Linked DNA regions of Homo sapiens: regions 1, 2 and 4 are each linked to region 3. Evidence: chromatin contacts called from ENCODE Hi-C or POLR2A ChIA-PET data. All regions are on one chromosome and are shown on one strand. Each heading gives the region's core, a stretch centred on a gene start or an enhancer-like site at or near the end of the contact. The rest is flanking DNA. Distances are from core to core; before and after follow the strand shown. Region 1 overlaps CYFIP2 (cytoplasmic FMR1 interacting protein 2). Region 2 overlaps TIMD4 (T cell immunoglobulin and mucin domain containing 4). Region 3 holds the start of CNOT8 (CCR4-NOT transcription complex subunit 8). Region 4 holds the start of HAVCR2 (hepatitis A virus cellular receptor 2).

The links. A loop is a pair of places that touch in the nucleus more often than their neighbours do. ChIA-PET counts read pairs that join two places held with the same protein, here RNA polymerase II (POLR2A). Pooled maps may share reads with other maps.
Region 1: a loop to region 3 is called in a pooled map, with 3 times the contacts of the local background. The contact joins the enhancer-like site here to the promoter of CNOT8 in region 3. A Hi-C loop is called at or near these places in 3 of 50 pooled maps.
Region 2: a map with no recorded cell type shows a loop between it and region 3 (5-fold over the local background). The contact joins the enhancer-like site here to the promoter of CNOT8 in region 3. A Hi-C loop is called at or near these places in 1 of 37 single-sample maps with no recorded cell type and 5 of 50 pooled maps. POLR2A ChIA-PET finds 5 or more read pairs at or near these places in 2 of 52 experiments (MCF 10A and activated T-cell).
Region 4: a pooled map shows a loop between it and region 3 (9-fold over the local background). The contact joins the promoter of HAVCR2 here to the promoter of CNOT8 in region 3. A Hi-C loop is called at or near these places in 5 of 50 pooled maps.

The regions. Positions count from the first base shown.
Region 1 is chr5:157,327,319-157,330,018 of GRCh38, reverse strand. It overlaps CYFIP2 (cytoplasmic FMR1 interacting protein 2), which reads right to left. Exons shown (of 31, transcript NM_001037333.3): 19 at 1,970-2,046. Among named protein-coding and RNA genes, the nearest start is that of FNDC9, 17 kb to the left of the region's middle. Within about 2 kb of position 1,443, at least 6 of the 41 ENCODE cell types and tissues checked have a DNase peak (open chromatin) inside an H3K27ac peak, as active enhancers do.
Region 2 is chr5:156,919,158-156,921,857 of GRCh38, reverse strand. TIMD4 (T cell immunoglobulin and mucin domain containing 4) reads left to right here. Exons shown (of 9, transcript NM_138379.3): 8 at 1,355-1,394; 9 at 2,317-2,566. The coding sequence ends at 2,401. Among named protein-coding and RNA genes, the nearest start is that of TIMD4, 43 kb to the left of the region's middle. RefSeq lists an enhancer at 955-1,064. Within about 2 kb of position 1,302, at least 4 of the 41 ENCODE cell types and tissues checked have a DNase peak (open chromatin) inside an H3K27ac peak, as active enhancers do.
Region 3 is chr5:154,857,357-154,860,056 of GRCh38, reverse strand. CNOT8 (CCR4-NOT transcription complex subunit 8) reads right to left here and starts at 1,430. Exons shown (of 7, transcript NM_001301073.2): 1 at 1,289-1,430. RefSeq lists enhancers at 122-624, 1,128-1,630, 1,586-1,755, 1,631-2,134, 2,135-2,636 and silencers at 1,166-1,225, 1,286-1,385.
Region 4 is chr5:157,107,598-157,110,297 of GRCh38, reverse strand. It overlaps HAVCR2 (hepatitis A virus cellular receptor 2), which reads left to right and starts at 1,254. Exons shown (of 7, transcript NM_032782.5): 1 at 1,254-1,372. The coding sequence starts at 1,315. RefSeq lists an enhancer at 1,318-1,467.

The DNA.
Region 1 (2,700 bases), core at 194-2,693, 2.5 Mb before region 3:
TAAGAAAAGGAAAGATGGCCAGTGTGGATAAAGTATAGTGCAGGTTGGAGAGCATGGTGCAAAATGAATTTATAACATGAGACCAGGGCCAAACCAGGTAGGGCCACACAGGCCATAGTAAAGTGGCTAGGTGTATTCTAGACATAACTAAAAGGCACCAAAAGGTTTTACGCAAGAAAGAGACACCATCTATATTTACACTGTCCAAAGTAGTAGCCACCAGCCACATGTGCCTACTGAACACTTGAGATGTGGCTGGTCCAAATTGAGATGGGCTGTAAACAGGATTTTGAGGACTTAGAAGAAAAGAATGAAAAATCTCTAATAATGTCTATATTGAGTGTATGTCAAAATTATAATGTTTTGGATATGTGGGGTTAAATAAAATATATTATTAAAATTAATTTCATCTGCTTCTTTTTCCTTTTTAAAATATGTCTGCTAAAAAATTTAAAATAACATCTCTGGCTCATATTTGTGGCCACATGGCATTTTGAATGAACAGGACTGACCTAGCTCATGGTTTTCTTCCTGGGCTTTCCCTGAATCTCTCAACCTCCTCAACTTCCCACACTTTAAAAAATCACTGATCTTACAGGGAAGGGTGTAGATAAAAGCCCATATGTCTGAAGAAGGAAGACCCAGGGTTCGACACGCCTGAGTCTGTTTATATAGATGATGGAACAGTGTATTTGGAATCAGAATTGTCTTACAGAAGCCAGAAACTCAACTCACTGTTAGAACCACATCCCATTCAATCCACAGATGCCTATTGACTACTTTGTGAAAGGCTGTGTTCTCTGCTTTCCTTGAAATCCTACGTGCATGCTTTCAATACTTTACAGCATTTAAGAGTCGCGTTATTTAATGCACATCCTGTGTTAACAGACACTTGTGTGTGCTGCACATCAACTCCTCTTTGAAATATATCAGGGCTACTTTGGCTGTTAAAAGCAAAATGAAGCAAATCCTTTTCATAGAAAAATTATTAAAGTAAGGAACTATCCTTGAAATTACTGGTTGGTATGTTTGGATTTCCAATAAGAAAGGAAATACCTATATATAAAATTTGAGGTTTTCCTCGATCAATGCTGTTACAGGTCCTTGAAACCCAAGAACTCACGAGGGTCTGAATCAACATATACTGGCAATACCAAGGAGCCTCTAAAGCTTGATACATCTCTGATCCAGACTTCTTCACTGGCCTCCTGTCTGGTTTGCACACACCCATTCCTCTCCAATTCATTCTCCATACATTTATATTTTTAAGAGAGTAAACTTTCAAAAGTAAATAAAAATCGAATCGGGTCACGGTTGTACTTTTGAAACCATTCGGAGGCATTCCACTCCCGGGAGAAACAGCTACAAAGCTGGTGTGCTCTGGCCCTGCCCACTCCCCAGCCTTAGCATGCAGCTTGCCCCCTCTAGTGGTGGTGAAGAGACACTGACATGTATTAATCCACAGGAATCCTCCCACAGCCCTGTGAAGTTGGCATGCTGTTATCATCATACTCCCACCGCAGGGTCCTTGCACAAGCAGTTCCTTTTGCCTGCAACGTCCTGCCCCATCCTTCACCTCGTTTTACTTCCTTCACTCCTACCAACTTCAGATAAGAACTCAGATGCCACTTCCGCAAGATGGCCTTTCTAGTTCCCCGCCCCCAAAGGTTTAACCATCGTACATTCCCATGAGCTTTTCCCTCACAGACAGCATGTAACCTCCTTGTCACTGTGCATTCATCGGCTTTTAGTCGATGTCTGTCTTTCCTGCTGGACTGCAGGCTGTGTGAGGTTAGCCCTTTATCTGCCTAGTTTCCTTTCCACTCTATCTCAGCACCCAGTCCGGGTCCGTGGAATGGCTCTGTTTTCCTAAGGTGCTAAAGAAGAAGGGAGGTTTCACAACAGAAAATCATGTCTTCTAGGTGGCAGTCTTAAGAGATTGCTACTCACAGCTCTGGGGCTTTCCTACCTGCCAGCCATGGCTTTGTAGTAAGCAAAGATCTGGTCTGCCAGCTTGTAGACAAACTGATCAAAACACAGGTTCACCTGGTGGAGAGGAAGCAGGAAACATCACTGGTGCCCGTTCAGCTTTATGACAGAAACTGAGCCAACTGAAAGACAGCAGTCAGGCAGGATTGCCCAGAGTGCATTCTGGGGAAAGACGCTTTGAAGGGGAAAAATATTCTGTGGCTAAGTTTGGGAGATTTGGTCCCTTGCTCTCAGGGTCCTCAGTCAGTGAACAGACAAGTCAAAGTTCAAAAAGGACCCAATCTCCCCACGGCCCCTCTCCTCAGCTGTTTCGAGGCCGCCTGCCTGGAGGGATGCAACAGACAGACTGTCAGAACCCATCAGTGCTCAAATTCGTCCGCTAACTCGGCAGCCTCCCCATCCATCTCTTCAGATGGATGTTATTTTCATTGTATTTTTCTTTGATTTGCAATTTTTTTTTTTTTTGAGACAGAGTCTTGCTCTGTCACCTAGGCTGGAGTGCAGTGGTGTGATCTCGGCTCACTGCAACCTCCGCCTCCCGGGTTCAAGTGATTCTCATCCTTCAGCCTCCCAAGTAGCTGGGATTACAGGCACCCACCACCATGCCTGGCTAATTTTTGTATTTTTAGTAGAGACGGGGTTTCACCATGTTGGCCAGGTTGGTCTCGAACTTCTGACCTCAGGTGATCCACCCACCTTGGCCTCCCAAAG
Region 2 (2,700 bases), core at 53-2,552, 2.1 Mb before region 3:
TTCATTTATTGGACATTTCTGTGCCAGTCCTGATGGTATACTCTTGATGTGCCTAATTCATTTTATCCCTATTACTGCCTTAAGAGGAAAGTACTATTTCCTACTTTGTTCACTTTCTCTGTTCTTTGGTTGGGAAAACCCTAGCTTGTCTCTTCTTTTGGCTAGGATTGTTGCAGGACGAAGACCATGAACAATCCTGGTTTTCTTCTTCTTTTTTTTTTTTTTTTTTTTTTTTTTTTTTGAGAGAGTCTCATTCTGTTGTCCAGGCTGGAGTGCAGTGGCGTGATCTCAGCTTACTGCACCTCCGCCTCCTGGGTTCAAGTGATTCTCCTGCCTCAGCCTCCTGAGTAGCTGAGACTACAGGTTCACGCCATCACACGGGACTAATTTTTGTATGTTTAGTAGGAGGGGGTTTCACCATGTGGGCTAGGTTGGACTCAAACTCCTGACCTCAGGTGATCCACCCACTTTAGCCTCCCAAAGCTCTGGGATTACAGGCATGAGCCACCATGCCTGGCGTGATCCTGGTTTTCTTATATGTTCCCTAAAAGCAAGCTTTCTTAACCTGGAGGCCACAGATGGACTTCAAGGGTAATGTGAATCCTTTGAAATCACATGCAAAAGTGTTTATGTGTTCATGCCTGCATTTTTCAGGGGACAAGGTCTGTAGTTTTCATTAAGTTAGCAAGCTGCTCCATGACCTTGCACCTCCATCCCACCCCTGCCCCCCGCCCCCAAAAGTTTTAAAATGCTACAAAAACAGCCATGAAACAGCTTATGGTTTTCAGGCAAATTATAGGCACGTGGCACCTGGTACTGTTGTAAAATGGGGATAAATTGTTCTGTACTCATTAACAAAAGCTGTTTCAGGGCAGTATGTCAGGAGATGAGACTAGTAACCATCTCAGCTGATTTGAATAATAATGAAACTTGTATATTTCAACACCTGCCCCAGGTGCAAAAGCAAATTTAAAATTTACTGGAATCCTGCTGTTAGCCTTCATACAAAGGCATGATTACAGTTTTGGAAAATTCTGAGTATGTCTCGTAAAGAAGTGTTTTGAAACCCAAGTGAGTGCTTGAATTCTGGATAGGCAGATGACTCAGAATGAAATAGCTTAACACCATTGCCCAGAATGTTGGAACAACTTGGTAATTGATGAGCACTAACTGTGGTTAAAATAGCAAGTGTTTGACCTGGGAAAGGGAATGGCTTTTTCTGCCAAAGCCAGCCACTGGTTCTCACCTTTGGCCCATATCTGCTCTTTGCGGGGCAGCACTGGAATTCCCCCAGCATTTTGCATGTTCTATGCACCGCAGCCACTCTGCTCACACTGTGGCCTTGTCTTTTCAGGGAAACTCATGGAAACCTATTGTTCGCAGAAACACACAAGGTAATCTATCTTGCATGAATGGGTGTTGTAATGATTGTACAAGCTGTTACAAATGATTAGCTACTACTCAGTGGTTTAATGACTTGAGCTTGTGTTACGATTACACATAGAGTTGGAAAGATGTGACATTAGAAGTGAAAAAGTTGTGCAGATTTAGCTCACATTAACCTGTGTCTTGGTTAACACTCTGAGCAAAATGCCAGTACCAAGGCAGGTGGGATTAATAGAAGTATAGCACGCAAAAGAAAGAAGGTGATATGGCACTTTACTCTGAAATTTTTTGTTCACCTATGGGTAAGTTAGTTTAAGAGGCCATTGTTAAACTGGAGTTTATTGAGGAGCGTTGGCAATATGGAAAATGAAAAAAGCATGTAGAATATTATTCCTGGGAGTTGGTTCCTCTGCCCAGTTAGACCATGGAAGCAGCTTGTTTTGGGGCCTTTTTAAAAATAGTATTTGAAGATTCTCTAGTAAGGGATTTTAGCTATTTGCCCTATTCTATAGCTTTTGGAAAAGAAATTTTTAAAAAAGGCATAAATTATTAATGAAGTCCTTGCCTAATTAATTGCATTCACTAATTAGTTGCATTAATACCACAATATGTATTAGCAAGAAGGAAAATTGACACCCAGCGAGGTGACCTTTCAAGGTCACACTTAGAGACCTTTTGGTAAATAAACGTATTGAAATCATGATTTTATATTTTGCTAAGAATCTTTTTTATCTCATTATAATGGATTGGCAGAAACTCTTTTTCCCCTGCAGCCTCAGTTTTCCCATCTGTAAAATGTGGAGCTTAGACTAAATGAACTGTGAGCCCTTTGAACTTTAAGGGTAATTGCACTGTAACTTAGCAGCATCTGTTTTGTTTTGTTTTCTAGTCTTGTGTTTCCCATTATGAGCCCCTCTTTTCTGTTTACAGGCTAGACTACATTGGAGATAGTAAAAATGTCCTCAATGACGTGCAGCATGGAAGGGAAGACGAAGACGGCCTTTTTACCCTCTAACAACGCAGTAGCATGTTAGATTGAGGATGGGGGCATGACACTCCAGTGTCAAAATAAGTCTTAGTAGATTTCCTTGTTTCATAAAAAAGACTCACTTATTCCATGGATGTCATTGATCCAGGCTTGCTTTAGTTTCATGAATGAAGGGTACTTTAGAGACCACAACTTCTCTGTCCATGCTCTAATCATCTCTGTAGAATCACCGCTAAGTGATCTTTCACAGTACACTTGAACACTTTCAGTGACAGTGAACTCCTTACCACACGCAAGGGAGTCCATTCAATCTCAGAGCAGTTCTG
Region 3 (2,700 bases), core at 181-2,680:
ACCGTCCAGGATGTAGTCAGAAACAGGATGCTAATCTCAAGCGTTGCACCTTCCTAGGAATTTTTAAGGGTTAATTTTTATTACATACAATGTTTGCCTCACGGGCTGACTTAAAAACTTGACTCCCACATGAGCTACACAGAAAACTGTGCAAGAAGGAAAGGTTTTCACAAACACACTCACACCTATGAATTACTGAAGTCCCTGCTCTGTGTTGACCTGCAGTGCAGTATGTTCAGATCGCTCCCGTTCATCTACGGTGTAAACTTCTCCAAAACATAGCTTCTTATTTACACAGGAAAGCTCTGAAGGGCAACTAATGATAAAGCCACAGGAAAGTTTTCTCTGCAAGCAATCAAGGCCTTGCTCGGGAAAAGAAACGTTGAGTCTGATTTTGTTCGTTTAAGCCCAAGTGTACAAGGAAACAATAAACATCACTTCCTTATTCTAGAGGACTGAACAAAGGCTTTGCCGTGCATAGATATGATAGAAAAGGAAGTGGCACGTTTGAAGAAATAAATAGCAGCAGCGTTTAAGAGGATCCTCTGACCCTCCCTTACCTCCAAACAGTGTCTCAAGGCACTGCCCTGGATTGAACCGCAGTTCAAACTTCTTAAAACCACCCGAATGGCCCAGGTCTGTGAGTTGGCTCCTCCATTCATAAAGCCATAGAACACCAAGAAAAAGTTATGGGGCCGCAAGAACTAAGGAAGAGGCGGCGATTTAGAAGGGGGAGGCCCGCAAGATTCCAAATTCAGGTCCTCCTCCCCACTACTCCGTCTCCCATCATCATTCTCTTCTCGTTTATCATCATCCTTCCACTTCAAATCACACTCAGTCCTCCTCCTTCTGACACGCCATTCTTCTTCTGTTTTTGTTTGGTAAAGCAAAGTTAAAATTACGGGCCTTAGGACTAAGATAACTAAGTTCGAAGCCAGGCCAGGCCACGTAGTAGTCGTGTGTCCTTGCATAAGCCACTTAATCTATTTCGTGCCTCGGTTTTCCTATCTTGTAAAATGGGTTTGATAACAGTACGCACCTCGGAGGATTGGAGTAGAAGTTAAAATGAAGCATATGAGATGCTTTGTAAAGTCCCCGCACATATTACTCGAATATTATCGTGTGACGGTGGCCATTATTATTACTACTCTTTGCTGGGGTTCCTCTCCTCCTCACACACCCTGCCCCTTACACACGCCCCCACTCCCCTTCCCCCTACAGACCCCCAATGGTCTCTCACACTCTTTCATCTTACGCTCCTCTTTCCGGTAAGCGCAGGCCCGCTTACCGGGACCGACAGGGCCCGCGAAGCGCTGGCTGGCGGGCTGACGAGCTGGCGGGCTGGCGGGCTGACTCCCCGACGGCGGCGACGGCAGCCCCTGGCCCGGAGCTCTTTTCCCTCTACCCCGGATCTGCTCCTAGAACCGAACGAGCCAGTGAGGTGAGCGCCCCCGTGCCCAGAGCGGTCTTACGTGCCTCCCACCAAACAACCGGACGGCACCACTCTACCCACCCGATCCGCCCGACTCGCCTGCTCTCTAGAGTCACTCCAGACGCGCGCGCGCGCCTGGTCACGCCCGCTCCTCCCCCTTTGCGCGCCCCTGCGACTCCGTGCGTGTTCGCTCTGCCTGTGAGGTCGCGGGAAGCAGCGCGCAGGAGCAGAAGTAACAGGGTGCCGCCGAATAGGTGGGGAGTGGAGGCCTGGAAGCACGCTTGCGGAAGACGGCCCGCCTGCGGCCCTCTTCGCGTGATTAGTTGCGCTCGCTCAATTTAATCATGATTCTTACTCCTCCATTTTGGTCCTCTTTCCGAGCGAACAAGGAAGGGGCGTGGTCTAGAACTAGCGCCCCCCCCCACCCCCCCGCCGTGGGCGCGGCCTGGAAAAATCCAAAGGCCGAGGAAAGGGCGTGGCCCTTCGAACAAACCCCTCGAATTACCACGCCCCCTCCTCCTGGCTTTGAAGGACCGTTAAAATCGTTGGCACGAAGGGATTTGTGAAGAGGCTGACGGAGAAAGAGGCTGTCGCGACTTTCTGTTCTAACATGGCCCCGTAGATGTCTCACAAAGCATCTATCCTACGGTTCCTTTCTGGCAAACAATTAGTTGGGGGTGGGGCGGCTCCCCAAAGCCGAATGTGGGTGACGTCCGCCAAGGCCCGCCTACCTCCCGGCCTCACCGAGCAGAGCGAGGAACATTGCCATAGCAACTGGCCCGCCAGGGTCTGCTCGAGTTACAAAGAGGACGGCGCCTCCCGTGGGCACGGCGCCTGGCCAGCGCAGGCGTCGCCGGGCTCTTCAGAGCTCCAAAATCTTTGCGGACGCGCAGGGAGCTCGCCAGATTTTAGTGTCGAGACCCACGGGCTCAGGCCTCGCCCAGGAGCTTCTGAGGCCCCTCTGCCAGCCCCTTGGTTCCCTCTTAATCCTGCTTGAAGAGAGGGCTCTTGACCGACGCCGGCCCTGGGCAGCGTGTGGCCAGCTGGGGCGCGCCTCCGCCTCGTGTTCTCCGCGGTGGGAGAGCAGACAAAGCGCCCGCTTCCTGCACACAGTGTCGGCGGCGGGCCGCCCTCAGCCACTCCCGCCAGCGCTCCACCCCTGTTCCCGAGAGGACGTGGGGGCTGCCCCAAGCACGGTTCTAGTTCTTGTCCCAGATGCTTGTACTTGAGAGGCTGTTGATAAGAAAACGGCAAATGTACCCCTAGTG
Region 4 (2,700 bases), core at 5-2,504, 2.3 Mb before region 3:
CCATCTCAAAAAAATAAATAAATAAATAAAAATAAAATAAAATAAAATGAGAAATTGATTATGATCTCTTGAGTAACTGCCACTCTGCAATGCTATGGGAAGTACACACATTGAACAAGTTGCATATTTATATTAAATGCCATTTGTTTATATTGAACAAATTTGGTATTTATACCCAATGCATTTAATGGCATAAATGTGAATGACAAAGAAACTCAGGAAGGCAAGACATAGAGGAAGGCCACTGGCTTTTCAGAAACCACTCAGCCTGTGAGCTCACTTCCCTTTTATAAAAAAAAGCTTTTGCTTTTAAGGTGTCCAGATAAAGGTCACACTCCCAGAGCTGAGGCTACGTGAGTCTAAGCTGTTACCTCAGTTATGGGAGTGTGGCTGGAACTCAACACTTTCTGATCATTCATGGCCAAAGCCTCTTGGGGTAGGGGAGAGGGGGCACCTTGTATGCATGAGATGAAACAGGATACCAAGATCCCCTTAATTCTACTCAGAGTAGAGGAAAGGAACTGTTGCCAAAAGGAACATGTTTTTTCTAAATTGAAGAGTTGGAAGTTTGAAGGTCAAAGTCAGAATATTAGAACAGAGAGCCATGCATGTATTATCTAATACAATTTTCTCATTTTATAAATTATATAAATGAGGAAACTGAGACTCAGCAAGGTTATAGGATACAACCTAATCTGTGTTAGAAGAAGGATGAGAGTGAGGCTTATGCTGGGAGTTGCTATGGTCTGTAAATGTGAGGATAAGGAACATGCCATTCACTGTTGTGTTCCACTTCCTAGTCCAGTGCCTGGTGCAAAGTAGGGGCTTCATAAACTTTGGTCACAGGCCTGATGAAGGGACTGATTTGAGTGAATGAATCCATGGATGATGCATCTGTACTTTGTGTTCCCCGCTAGTCAGATGGACTCGGACATGCTCCATTTCAGGTGTATCTCATCTGAGACATTATTAGAGGGTTCTCTTTATGTGCCATGACTGAGTAGCGTTTTCTTCCACTGAAGTATTGCTTCCTCTTTGTTGATATCACAGGACAGACATCAGAACACTTACAGGATGTGTGTAGTGTGGCATGACAGAGAACTTTGGTTTCCTTTAATGTGACTGTAGACCTGGCAGTGTTACTATAAGAATCACTGGCAATCAGACACCCGGGTGTGCTGAGCTAGCACTCAGTGGGGGCGGCTACTGCTCATGTGATTGTGGAGTAGACAGTTGGAAGAAGTACCCAGTCCATTTGGAGAGTTAAAACTGTGCCTAACAGAGGTGTCCTCTGACTTTTCTTCTGCAAGCTCCATGTTTTCACATCTTCCCTTTGACTGTGTCCTGCTGCTGCTGCTGCTACTACTTACAAGTAAGTCTCGGCATGGATATTTACAATGACATAATGGTGCTGTACAGAGGACAAGGGAGAGATACAAGGATGGCCATTGTAATGTTGTTTGTAATAGCAAAAGCTTGGAAGCAACCTAAATGTCCGTCGATGAGGGAGTGGGTAAATAAATGTGATATAATCATGATACAAACAGTGAGTCTGACAAAACATACTGGTATAGAATGTCTCAAAATTATAATGTTATTAAAGAAAAAAAGTTGCAGAATAATGCATATATTAGGCTTCTATTTGTGTGTGTGCATTGTCGGGGAGCAGGAATATGTGGACATTTCTTAATGTATAAGCTCTAGGAAAAGGAACCAGGGAATGGTAAAGAGTTGGGAGAGTAAGGCATATTTTTCTTTTCTTTTCTTTCCTTTTTTTCTTTTTCTTTTCTTTCTTTTTCTTTTTTTCAATTGAGATGGAGTCTCACTCTATTGCCCAGGCTGGAGTGCAGTGGTGGCACCATTTTGGCTCACTGCAATCTCCGCCTCCCAGGTTCAAGTGATTCTCCTGCCTTAGGCACCGGAGTAGCTGGGATCACAGGCGTGCACCACCACACCCAGCTAATGTTTTTAATTTTTAGTAGAGACAGGGTTTTACCATGTTGGTCAGGCTGGTCTCAAACTCATGGCCTCAAGTAATCTGCCCATCTCAGCCTCCCAAAGTGCTGGGATTACAGGCGTGACCCACCGTGTGCCCGGCCACTTTTTCATACACCTTTGATAGTGTTTGAATGTTTTTACTGTAGTTGAGTCATATGAAAACAAAGGGGACATAAAAAATCAAAAGAAAATATATAATGAATGTTTTATCATATATAAAATATATATAGTTTTTTTTTAATGGAATTAACTTTGTCATTTGAGGAAAATGAGGAGACAAGTCTCAATCATTTTAGGAGATTTGTTTGCCAAAGTTAAGGAGGCACCTGAGAGACAGGTCTATGACTTTCTCAGAAGATGATTTTGAGGGCTCCAGATTTAAAGGGGACAAGGTGGGATATTGAGAAGCACTCAGTTTTCACATAAAAAAGGGGGGGGGGCAGAGGAAAAATATGGGGAATCTGCATTTTACATTAGATAACACAGACAAAATGGGGTAGGGAAACAATCAGATAACGCATTTGTGTCTGGCCAGGGTGACCGCACCGGTAAAGATGAGCTATCAATCTGCATTGCACAGCTGACCAGGAATTTCCTTGTGGGCAAAATATGGGGGAGGTATGCAGCCTTTCATCCTGTAGCCATCTTATTCAGGAATCAAAAAGAGGAGGCAGGTTTCTGTGACCCAGTTCCCAGCTTGAC